Linked DNA regions of Homo sapiens: region 1 is linked to region 2. The links are chromatin loops, found by intact Hi-C in ENCODE. Cell type or tissue: psoas muscle. All regions are shown on one strand. Each heading gives the region's core, and the rest is flanking DNA. Links, peaks and the distances in the headings are about the cores only.

Region 1 (5,378 bases), core at 198-5,197, 52 kb before region 2:
TTGGCCTCCCAAGGTGCTGGGATTACAGGCATGCGCCCCGCCTGAGCTAAGATTTTCAAATAACTTTCTTTCCTCTTGAGAATGGTTTGCTTTGGTCAAGTTCCTAGGTGTGGGATTGTTGGATCAAAGAGTATGAGCATTGTTGAGTCTCTTGATACCCTTTGGCAAAATGCTTTGCAAAGGGCTTGTTTCCAGCAGTCCTCATGTACATTGTTTCAGTGAGCTTCTTTATTTCTTTCCTACTGCAACTCTCTAACAAGGAACATTACGAGAAAAAGGTTTCCCAGCTCATTTACAATGGATAAATGAATTTTTTTTTTTTTTTAGATGAAGTCTCGCTCTGTCGCCCAGGCTGGAGTGCAGTGGCACAATCTCTGCTCACTGCAAGCTCTGCCTCCTGGGTTCACGCCATTCTCCTGCCTCAGCCTCCCAAGTAGCTGGGACTACAGGCGCCCACCACCATGCCCAGCTAATTTTTTGTATTTTTTTTTTTTAGTAGAGACGAGGTTTCACTGTGTTAGCCAGGATGGTCTTGATCTCCTGACCTTGTGATCCACCCGCCTCGGCCTCCCAAAGTGCTGGGATTACAGGCGTGAGCCACCGCACCCGGCTACAATGGATAAATGATTTCTTATTGTACTTTTAATTTGCATTTCTTTGATTACTGTGAGGTTGAACCATTTAAAAATAAGCATTGCCTTTTGTGTGAATTGTGTTTCTTCTTTTGAGGAACATTCCTCCTGCATTCTTTGGCTCCCCTCCCCGCCCCAGACATACATTAGACTTTCCAAAGACTTGGAAATTAACACTTCGTGGGTCATATTTACAGCAATTATTTACTCTGGTAATTTCCTTTTCATTTTAATTGTACTATTTTCAGGACTTTTATGTGTTTTCAAATGAAGATCTTCTCATCTGTGATTGCTTCAAAGCTTGGAAAATAATAATAACATCAACGAAGTGAAAATTACCCAATTTTATTTTTTCCTTCTATTATATATTTGTATTAAGCTCTTTCATCAACATGGAAAAAAATGACAGTATTTATGATAGTCACACACACACACACGGAATGTGAGAGGGGGAGGGTATTTGTGAAAAGACCACAAATTAGATTGGGCAAAATGGCTCATACCTATAATCCTAGTACTTTGGGAGGACGAGGAAGGACGATTTCTGAAAGCCAGGAGTTTGAGACCAGCTTGGGCAACATAGTGAGACCTCATCTCTATAAAAAATACAAAAATTAGCTGGACATGGTGGTGTGTACTTGTAGTCCCAGCTACTTAGGAGGCTGTGGCAGGAGGATTGCTTGACCTGAGGAGTTCAAGGCTGCAGTGAGCTATGATTGCACTGTGTCCAGAATTGGTGGGTTCTTGGTCTTACTGACTTCAAGAATGAAGCTGCACACCCTCGAGGTGAGTGTTACAGTTCTTAAAGATGGTGTGTCCGGAGTTTGTTCCTTCTGATGTTCAGACGTGGTCAGAGTTTTTTCCTTCTGGTGGGTTCGTGGTCTCACTGGCTTCAGGAGTGAAACTGCAGACCTTCGCCGTGAGTGTTACAGCTCTTAAGGCGGCGCGTCTGGAGTTGTTCATTCCTCTAGGTGGGTTCGTGGTCTCGCTGACCTCAGGAGTGAAGCTGCAGACCTTCTAGGTGAGTGTTACAGCTCATAAAGGCAGTGCACACCCAAAGAGCGAGCAGCAGCAAGATTTATTGCAACGAGTGAAAAAACAAAACTTCCACAGTGTGGAAGGGGACCCAAGCAGGTTGCTGCTGCTGGCTCCAGCCGCCTGCTTTTATTCTCTTATCTGGCCCTCCAAGTCCCCACTAGATTAGCTAGACACAGAACACTGGTGCATTTACAAACCTTGAGCTAGACACAGAGTGCTGATTGGTGTTATTTACAATCCTTTAGCTAGATATAAAGGTTCTCCAAGTCCCTACCAGATTAGCCAGATACAGAGTGCTGATTGGTGCATCCACAAACTCCGAGCTAGACACAGAGCACTGATTGGTGCATTTACAATCCTTTAGCTAGACATAAAGGTTCTCCAAGTCCCCACCTGACTCAGGAGCCCAGCTGGCTTCCCCTAGTGGATCACACGCCAGGGCCGTGGGAGGAGCTGCCCGCTAGTCCTGTGGTGCTCACCTGCACTCCTCAGCCCTTGGGCGGTCGATGGGACCGGGCGCAGTGGGCGGCGCCCGTCGAGGAGTCTCGGGCTGCCGAGGAGCCCACCGCGGGGGACTCTGGCATGGCGGGCTGCAGGTCCCGAGCCCTGCCCGGCCGGGAGGCGGCTGAGGCCCCGCGAGAATTCCAGCGTGGCGCGGGCGGGCCGGCAGTACTAGGGGACCCTGCGCCCCCTCCGCAGCTGCTGGCCCAGGTGCTAAGCCCCTCACTGCCTGGGGCCAGCGGCGCCTGCTGGCCGCTTTGAGTGCGGAGCCCGCCGAGCCCACGCTCACCCGGAACTCGCGCTGGCCCGCGAGCTCCGCGCGCAGCCCGGTTCCCGCCCGCGCTTCTCCCTGCAAGCAGAGGGAGCCGGCTCCAGCCTCGGCCAGCCCAGAGAGGGGCTCTCACGGTGCAGCGGCGGGCCGAAGGGCTCCTCAAGCGTGGCCAGAGCGGACGCCGCCGTCGAGGAGGCACTGAGAGCGAGCGAGGGCCGCCAGCACGTTGTCACCTCTCAGCGCCACTGTACTCCAGCCCAGATAACAGAGTGGGTCCGTGTCTCTAAACACACACACACCCCCCTTAGAAACTGAATAAATGGAGAGAAATGCCATGTTTTTGGTTGGGAAAATGCAGTCGAAGAATTGTAATATTTCTGGCTGGGTGCAGTGGCTCATGCCTGTAATCCCAGCACTTTGGGAGGTCAAGGTGAGTGGATCACTTAAGGTAAGGAGTTTGAGACCAGCCTGGCCAACATGGCAAAACCGTGTCTCTACTAAAAATAGAAAAATTAGCCGGGCGTGGTGGCAGGCGCCTGTAATCCCAGCTACTCGGGAGACTGAGGCAGAAGAATTGCTTGAACCTGGGAGGTGGAGGCAGCAGTGAGCCGAGATCGCACCACTGCACTCCAGCCTGGGCGACAGAGCAAGACTCTGCCTCAAAAAAAAAAAAAAAAAAAAAATGTAGCCCCCAATGCATTCACAACTGTGCCTAACCAGGCCAAAGCCCTGGCAGGTGGTTTTAATTTCTGATGTTTTTAGGGGCAGATGGAGCTGATGGGTTCATGAAAGTTGTGTTATTCTAAAAACTGTCACTGGTGGACAAATCTAGCAGTTGCCAGGGGGACCTAATTTTACATAACTTTATTCTGTTTTCCCCCAATTTTTTTATTGTGATAAAATACACATAACATAAAATTTACTATCTTAACCATTTTAAATGTACACCTCAGTAGTATTAAATGCATGCATAATTTTGTGCAAACATCCCCACCATCTGTCTCCAGAATGCTTTCCATCTTGTAAAAAAATTGAAACCCTGTCCCTATTAAACACTTAACTCCTCGTTCCTCCCTTCCCTCAATCTCTGGCAACCACCCTTCTGCTTTCTGTCTGTATGAATTTGACTCCTCTAACTACCTCATCTGAGTGGAATTATGCAGTGTTTGTCTTTTTGTATAACTTTATTCTTTCAACAAAGAATAATAGATGATAATACATAGCTCTGTAGGTTTTATTATTATAACTTAAGAGGTTTTTCTCCATAGAAATAAATATACACATTTAAAAATGAGACTGGCCAGGAACGATGGCTCATGCCCGTAATCCCAGCACTTTGGGAGCCGAAGTGGGAGGATCTCTTGAAGTCAGGAGTTCGAGACTAGCCCAGACAACATAGTGAGAACCTTGCTCTACAAAAAATAAAATTAAAATTAGCCTGGTATGGTGACCCGTGCCTGTGGTCCCAGCTCCTTGGGAGGCTGAGGTGGGAGGATCACTTGAGACCAGTAGTTCAAGGCTGCAGTGAGCTATGATTGCACCACAGCACCCCAGCCTGGGCGAATGAGCGAGATCCTGTCTCTAAAAATAAATAAATAAATATTTTAGAGTAGCTGTCCTGATTTGAGTTTTACAAATAGTTATTGCAGTAACAGAGGATGAGAAGGCGCAAGGGAAGGGAACATCTGGTCACAGATCTTTGGCCACAGATATCACCTCTGGGAGTTAAGCGGGGGTCAGAAGGGATGAGGCAGAGTGATTGATGGATCAACTGAAGTGAAGTAACTCAGGGGGGAAAAACCAAAAACCTTACGTTCTCACTTACAAGTGGGAGCTAAGGCCTGGCACGGTGACTCACGCCTGTAATCCCAGCACTTTGGGAGGCCGAGACGGATGGCTCACTTGAGGTCAGGAGTTCGAGACTAGCCTGGCCAACATGGTGAAACCCTGTCTCCACTAAAAAAATACAAAAATTAGCCGGGTGTGGTGGCACACGCCTGTAATCCCAGCTACTCGGGAGGGTGAGGCAGGAGGATCACTTGAACCTGGGAGGCAGAGGTTGCAGTGAGCCAAGATTGTGCCACTGCACTGCAGCCTGGGAAACAGAGTGAGACTCCATCTCAAAAAAAAAAAAAAAAAAAGCTACAGGCATGCAAAGGCAAACAGAATAGTATAATGAACTTTAGAGATGCAGAAGGTAGAAGGATGGGAGGGGAGTTAGGGATAAAAAACTGCCTCTGAAGTATAAGGTATACTACTTGAGTGACAGGTGCACTAAAAGCTCAGAATTCATCCATGTAACAAAAAAACACTTGTACCCCTCAAAATATTGAAATAAATTTTTTAAAAAAGAGACTGTTTGAGAGAGCAGCATTCAAACAGGGAGAACGTAGGAGGAACGCCTTCTGGGCGGATTGGGATCTCTATCTTTATGTTTTTGTTTGCTGTCACATCCTGGGAAAGTGACTGGTGTGTGTTCTCCAACTTTGAGACTGTTTAGATGTGGCTGGGATGAGCCACGCTTGGTAAGGTGTGATGGGATGTGGGGGTCAACCTTCTGAGGGATCTGGAGTCTAATACAGCCATGGGAGACTTATCCACTTGTTCAAGGTTGGCGATTCTTCTCATTGACACAGGAGACAGGCAGGGGCTGCCCTCAGCATTTCATTTATTCCAAACACATCACAAAGAATCATTCACTCTTCCCTGTAACTTTGAGAGAAGGGTTGCTATGGACTGAATGTGTCCCCCGCAGAATTCATATGTTGAAGCCTAAATCCCTGAAGTGATATGTGGAGGTGGGGCATTGGGGAGGTCATTAGGTCATGAGGATGAAGCCCTACAAATAGGATTAGTGCCGTTAGTGCCCTTATAAGGAAAGACACAAGAGAGATGGAAGGAGAGGATTGCTCTCTACTTTCTCAATGAGAAGGCTG
Region 2 (5,378 bases), core at 304-5,303:
CATGGTAGTGGGCACCTGTAATCCCAGCTACTCAGGAGGCAGAGGCAGGAGAGTCACTTGAACTCGGGAGGTGGAGGTTGCAGTGAGCTGAGATAGCTCCATTGCACTCCAGCCGGGACAACAGGAGCAAAACTCCATCTCAGAAAAAAAATAAAAATAAAAAAGAATAAAAATCCCAGCAGGGAAAGCAATGCCCCCAAGAGAGGAGAATAAAGGCCCTTTGCAAATAGCCATTTTCATTTTTGACCTGGAATGGAAAAGCCACTCAGAGGCAACACAGCCAGTGTGTTAGTTTGCTGGGGCTGCCAGTACAAGTGTCAGTCCATTTGGGGTACAGTAACAAAAATGCCATAGACTAGGTAGCTTACAAATGCCAGAAATTTATTTCTCATGGTTCTGGAGGCTGGGAAGTCCAAGAGCACGGCACCAACAGATTTAGCATCTGATGAGGGACGGGTTTCCGGTTCATAGACAGCAAATTCTTGCTGTGTCCTCACATAATGAAAAAGGCAAGGGTTCTCTCTCAGGTCTCTTTTATAAAGGCCGTAATCCCATTCATGAAGCCTCCACCCCCGTGACCTAATCACCTCCCAAAGGCCTCATCTCCTAATACCGTCACCTTGGGGTGCGAATTTCAGCATGAATTCTGGGGGTGACACAAACATTCAGGCCATAGCAACAAAGTGCCACAGACTGGATGGCTTAAGCAACAGAAATTTATTTTCTTTTAGTTTTGGAGGCTGAAAGTCTGAGACCAAGACATCAGCAGGGTTGGTTTTGTTTTGTCTCATGTGGTCTTCCCTGTGTATTGTTCTATGTCCAAATTTCCTCTTCTTTTCTTTTTTTCTGACTCATTGATTTTTTTTTTTTAACTTTTATTTTAGGCTCAGGGTTTGTTATATAGGTAAACTCATGTCATGGGAGTTTGTTGTACAGATTATTTCATCACCCAGGTATAAGCCTAGTACCCAATAGTTATTTTTTTCTGATCCTCTCCCTCCACTCACCCTCCACCCTAGAGTAGGCCCCAGTGCGTGTTGTTCCCCTCTTTGTGCCCATGTGTTCTCATTGTTTAGCTCTCACTTATAAGTGAGAACATGTGGTATTTGGTTTTCTGTTCCTGCATTAGTTTGCTAACGATGATGGCCTGCAGCTCCATCCATGTTCCTCTAAAGGACATGATCTCATTCTTTTTTATGGCTGCATAGTATTTCATGGTGTGTATGTACCACATTTTCTTTCTTTATCCTGTCATTGATGGGCATTTAGGTTGATTCCATGTCTTTGCTATTGTCAATAGTGCTGCAACAAACATATGTGTGCATGTGTCTTTATAATAGAACGATTTATACTTCTTTGGGTATATACCCAGTAATGGGATTGCTGGGTCAAATGGCAGTTCTGTTTTTAGCTCTTTGAGGAATCACCACACTGCATTCCACAGTGGTTGAACTAATTAACACTCCCACCAGCAATGTATCAGCGTTCCCTTTACTCCTCAACCTCACCAGCGTCTGTCATTTTTTTGACACTTTAATAATAGCCATTCTGACTGGTATGAGATGGTTTCTCATTGTGGTTTCAAATTTCCTCTTCTTATAGGGACCTTATTTTAACTCAATCACCAATTACCTCATTTTAACTTAATTAGCTCTTTAAAGACCCTATCTCCAAACATAGTCACATTTTGAGGTACTTGGGGTTTAGATTTCAACCTGTGCATTGTTGGTGGGAGGCACAGAATTTGGCCCATAACAGCACTGTTGGGAGAGAGACAATAAGAAGAAGCCACAGAGACCCTGACAATTTAATGACAGCTGTACTTCTTGTCCCAGCAGGGCGTAGACCAGGGTTTGATTTCACACTCGGAAGTGGCTATGGGAAAACTCTTTGTGCAGTGGGAGGCTGGCAGAAATTGTCTCCATGGAGACCCACAGCTTCTTCTTAATTGGCCCTATTTTAAGTGGCACCTTCCTTGGTGGCTTGCCCTGGTGAAGCAGGTGGACTAGAGTGGGCTCATGGAGGGTCCTTGGATGCCTGACACTGTGTTAGGGGCAGAGGAGGATGTCCTGGCTTTTCCAGCTAGCAGGGGAAGGAAATCTCGCCACCAAAGCGAGAGACCAAGAAAAGGCTCCTATTGGCCGGGCACAGTGGCTCATGCCTGTAATCCCAGCACTTTGGGAGGCTGAGGTGGACAGATCACCTGAGGTCAGGAATTCGAGACCAGCCTGGACAACATGGTGAAATCCCATCTCTACTAAAAATATTAAAATTAGCCAGCATCATGGTGCTCACCTGTAATCCTAGCTACTTGGGAGGCTGAGGCAGGATAATTGTTTGAACCCAGGAGGCAGAGGTTGTAGTGACCTGAGATTGCACCACTGCACTCCAGCCTGGGTGGCAGAGCAGACTGTCTCAAAAAAGAAAGAAAAGACTCCTATTATTGACTAAATGTTTGTGTTTCCCCAAAATGTATATATTGAAACCCTAACCTTGATGTGATGGTATTAGGAGGCAGAGACTTTGGCAGGTGATTAGGTCATGAGGATGGAGCCCTCACAAATGGGATTAATGCCCTTATAAGAAACAGCCAGAGATCAACCCTATCTGCAACTGGGAAGAGAGTCCTCATCAGAACATGGCCATGCTAGCCTTCTGATCCTGGACTTCCAGACTTCAAGACTGTGAGAAACACATCTCTGTTGTTTATAAGCCACCTAGTCTATGATGTTCTTGTTACAGCAGTGTGAACTGGCTAAGGCAGGTCCTCTGGGTGATGCTGTGAGTTCAAGACCTCAGAAGAAGGAGAGAGAAATGGGGACAGGAGTTCTTGTGGGGGGGGACTTGGCTTGGCCTTGGCAATGAGAGGCTGTGGATAGCTGCAAGGAGAGAAGAGGGGTGTTCCGGGAATTGCACAAGTAACTGTGTGGACATAGTGAAAATGGACATGTCCATAGATATAGGGAGATAATTTTTCCATCAACCTTTTACTTGCAACGTGAGTTTCCACAGCTCTCATGGCTTTCAAAGTCTCTCCAGCTCTTGCTGGTGTATGACCTGCAGATGTGGGAGCTCAAGTTCCCTGCAAAGCACTTCTCCCCATGTGGTTCTGGAGCCCTCAGGGGTATCTCACATGGGCTCATAAATATGGTCTTGACAGGCCTGGCCACTGCTCACTGTCCCTCGCTGGGCACTGCCACGTTGCCTGGGATACATCCCCACGGAGACCTACTGGGCATAGAGGCTCCGCAGGCTCTGTGGCTTCTCCATCAATAGCTGGCCATGCAGCTCCACCCTGCTCTGCCTCTTGCTTCATGGCCCAGAGCAGTGGGATGTCATGAGGTGTGGTGAGGGTTGCAGAACACCCCCTATTTTCTTCATGACCCTCTGGTAGTGGGTGAGGGTCACCATAAGATGAGGCTGGTGCTCCAAGGTCATAGCAGAATTTCATAGAAACAACTCATTTGGGTTTTATGGAGATCTGCTTTGCCTGCAGAAGACTCAGATGTGACTTTGCAGGACCAGCTGGGTTCTGTGTCACACGGCCACCATGCCACCCTCTGAGTTATGGCTTCCTTCTGCAGACTCAAGCTCATTGTGCTGGGAGCATTCCTCTCCCAGTGCAAATAGGGCCTCGGCGGACCTACCCATGTTTACGATGCCCTAGACACGCATGATATTATCTTACGTCAGGGAATTTGATTTGCACTGCACTTGGAGCATAACCAAGTTCAGAGGAGGAAAAGACCGGGGAACCCATTCTTGATTTTGCCACTCAGATGCTAGGTGACCTTGGGTAGGATAGTTGACCTCTCTGGTCTTGAGTTTTCTCATCTGTAAAGTGAGTGTGCTAGGCTAGATAGATAAAGTTTCTTTTCTTTTTTTTTTTTTTTTAATTGAGATGGAGTCTCACTCTGTCGTCCAGGCTGGAATGCAGTGGCGCCATCACTGCAACCTCTGCCTCCAAGGTTCCAGTGCTTCTCCTGCCTCAGCCTCCTGAGTAGCTGGGATTATAGGCATGCACCACCATGTCCTGCTAACTTTTGTATTTTTAGTAGAGATGGGGTTTCACCATGTTGGTCAGGCTGGTCTCAAACTCCTGACCTCAGGTAATCCACCCGCCTCGGCCTCCCAAAGTGCTGGGATTATAGGCATGAGCCGCCATGCCCGGCCGATAGATAAGGTTTCTTTAAGTAATAACGTGTAGCATATGTCAGTCTATGCACCAATAGATTAAATTGTTACAGGGTTAGAGAGCACATTTCTCAAGGTACAGAGGTCTCTCTAAGGTGGCTTTCCATCTGTGTCTTCTGCTAGGCTCTTTGATCCCATCCATCTGTCACCCTTTCTCTCCTTCCTTCTCATTAAACTTCTGGAAAGCATTGTCCACACTTCTCCTCTTTTTCTCATCTCCCACCCACAACTCAGCCTGCTACAATCTGGTTTCTTCTTACTATGACCTACCAAGAGTGTCTCCACCGAGACCTCCAATGGCCTCGTTATTGTTAAATCCCAAGAGTAATGTTCTGTCCTTATCTTATTTAGTCTCTTGGGACCATTTGTTACCACTGGCCACTCCATTATGGAAACTCTTTCCAGTACCTGGGGTTAAAGTTTAGGGAAGAGGGAAACGGCATTTTGTGAAGAAACAGAGGGTCTAGGGAAGCAAATTTTTCTCATCACAAAAACTCCAGAGATTGGGAGGGTGGGTCATTAGGAGAAGGACCCTGGGTAGGGGTGGGTGGTGGGGGAGGCTGGCATGTGGGCTGTGGTCAAGGATGGCAAAGACGTAGAGAATGGCAGAAACAGCCGGCCACAAACTTCAGAAGGGCTCTCGAGCTCAGCCTAGCGGGAAGCCTGAATCAGGCAATAATTTGAGTGGTTGGTAATGTCTGTCTGAGTTCTGCTGATAAACTTGGTAAAAAGTGGTTAGAGGGGCTGGGCACGGTGGCTCACGCCTGTAATCCCAGCAGTTTGGGAGGCTAAGGTGGGCAGATCATTTGAGATCAGGAGTTTGAGACCAGCCTGGCCAACATGGTGAAACCCTGTCTCTACTAAAAATACAAAAATTAGCCAGGCATGGTGGCGGGGGCCTGTAATCCCAGCTACTTAGGAGCCTGAGGCAGGAGAATCACTTGAACCCAAGAGGCAGAGGTTGTAGTGAGCCAAGATCGCGCACTGCACTCCAATCTGGGTGACAGAGCAAGATGCCGTCTCAAAAAAAAAGAAAAAGAAAAAGAAAAGATTGGTTAGGGGGTGGGGGACTTCGGCCATAAACCCAAAAGACACAATCCCAAACTACTCCATAATCTCAAATGTGGAAATCCTAAAAGCTCAACATCCTTCAAGTCTTCAATCCTAAAAATCACAGTCTCCAA

What was found. Hi-C counts contacts between places; a loop is a spot of excess contacts. Peaks named below come from ENCODE experiments on the same cell type or tissue, not always from the same donor. Only the 100,000 strongest peaks of a DNase experiment are listed, where the experiment ranks them.
Region 1: it touches region 2 in a loop (7-fold over the local background); 1 of 110 quality-filtered maps calls a loop at or near these places.

Annotation. Positions count from the first base shown.
Region 1 is chr7:67,362,385-67,367,762 of GRCh38, forward strand. No RefSeq gene overlaps it. Among named protein-coding and RNA genes, the nearest start is that of LINC01372, 29 kb to the left of the region's middle. In psoas muscle, for the core only: no CTCF peak of the experiment used is centred there; DNase peaks (open chromatin) are centred at 2,127 and 2,533; H3K27ac peaks cover 1,234 bases.
Region 2 is chr7:67,414,637-67,420,014 of GRCh38, forward strand. No RefSeq gene overlaps it. Among named protein-coding and RNA genes, the nearest start is that of LINC01372, 81 kb to the left of the region's middle. In psoas muscle, for the core only: no CTCF peak of the experiment used is centred there; no DNase peak of the experiment used is centred there.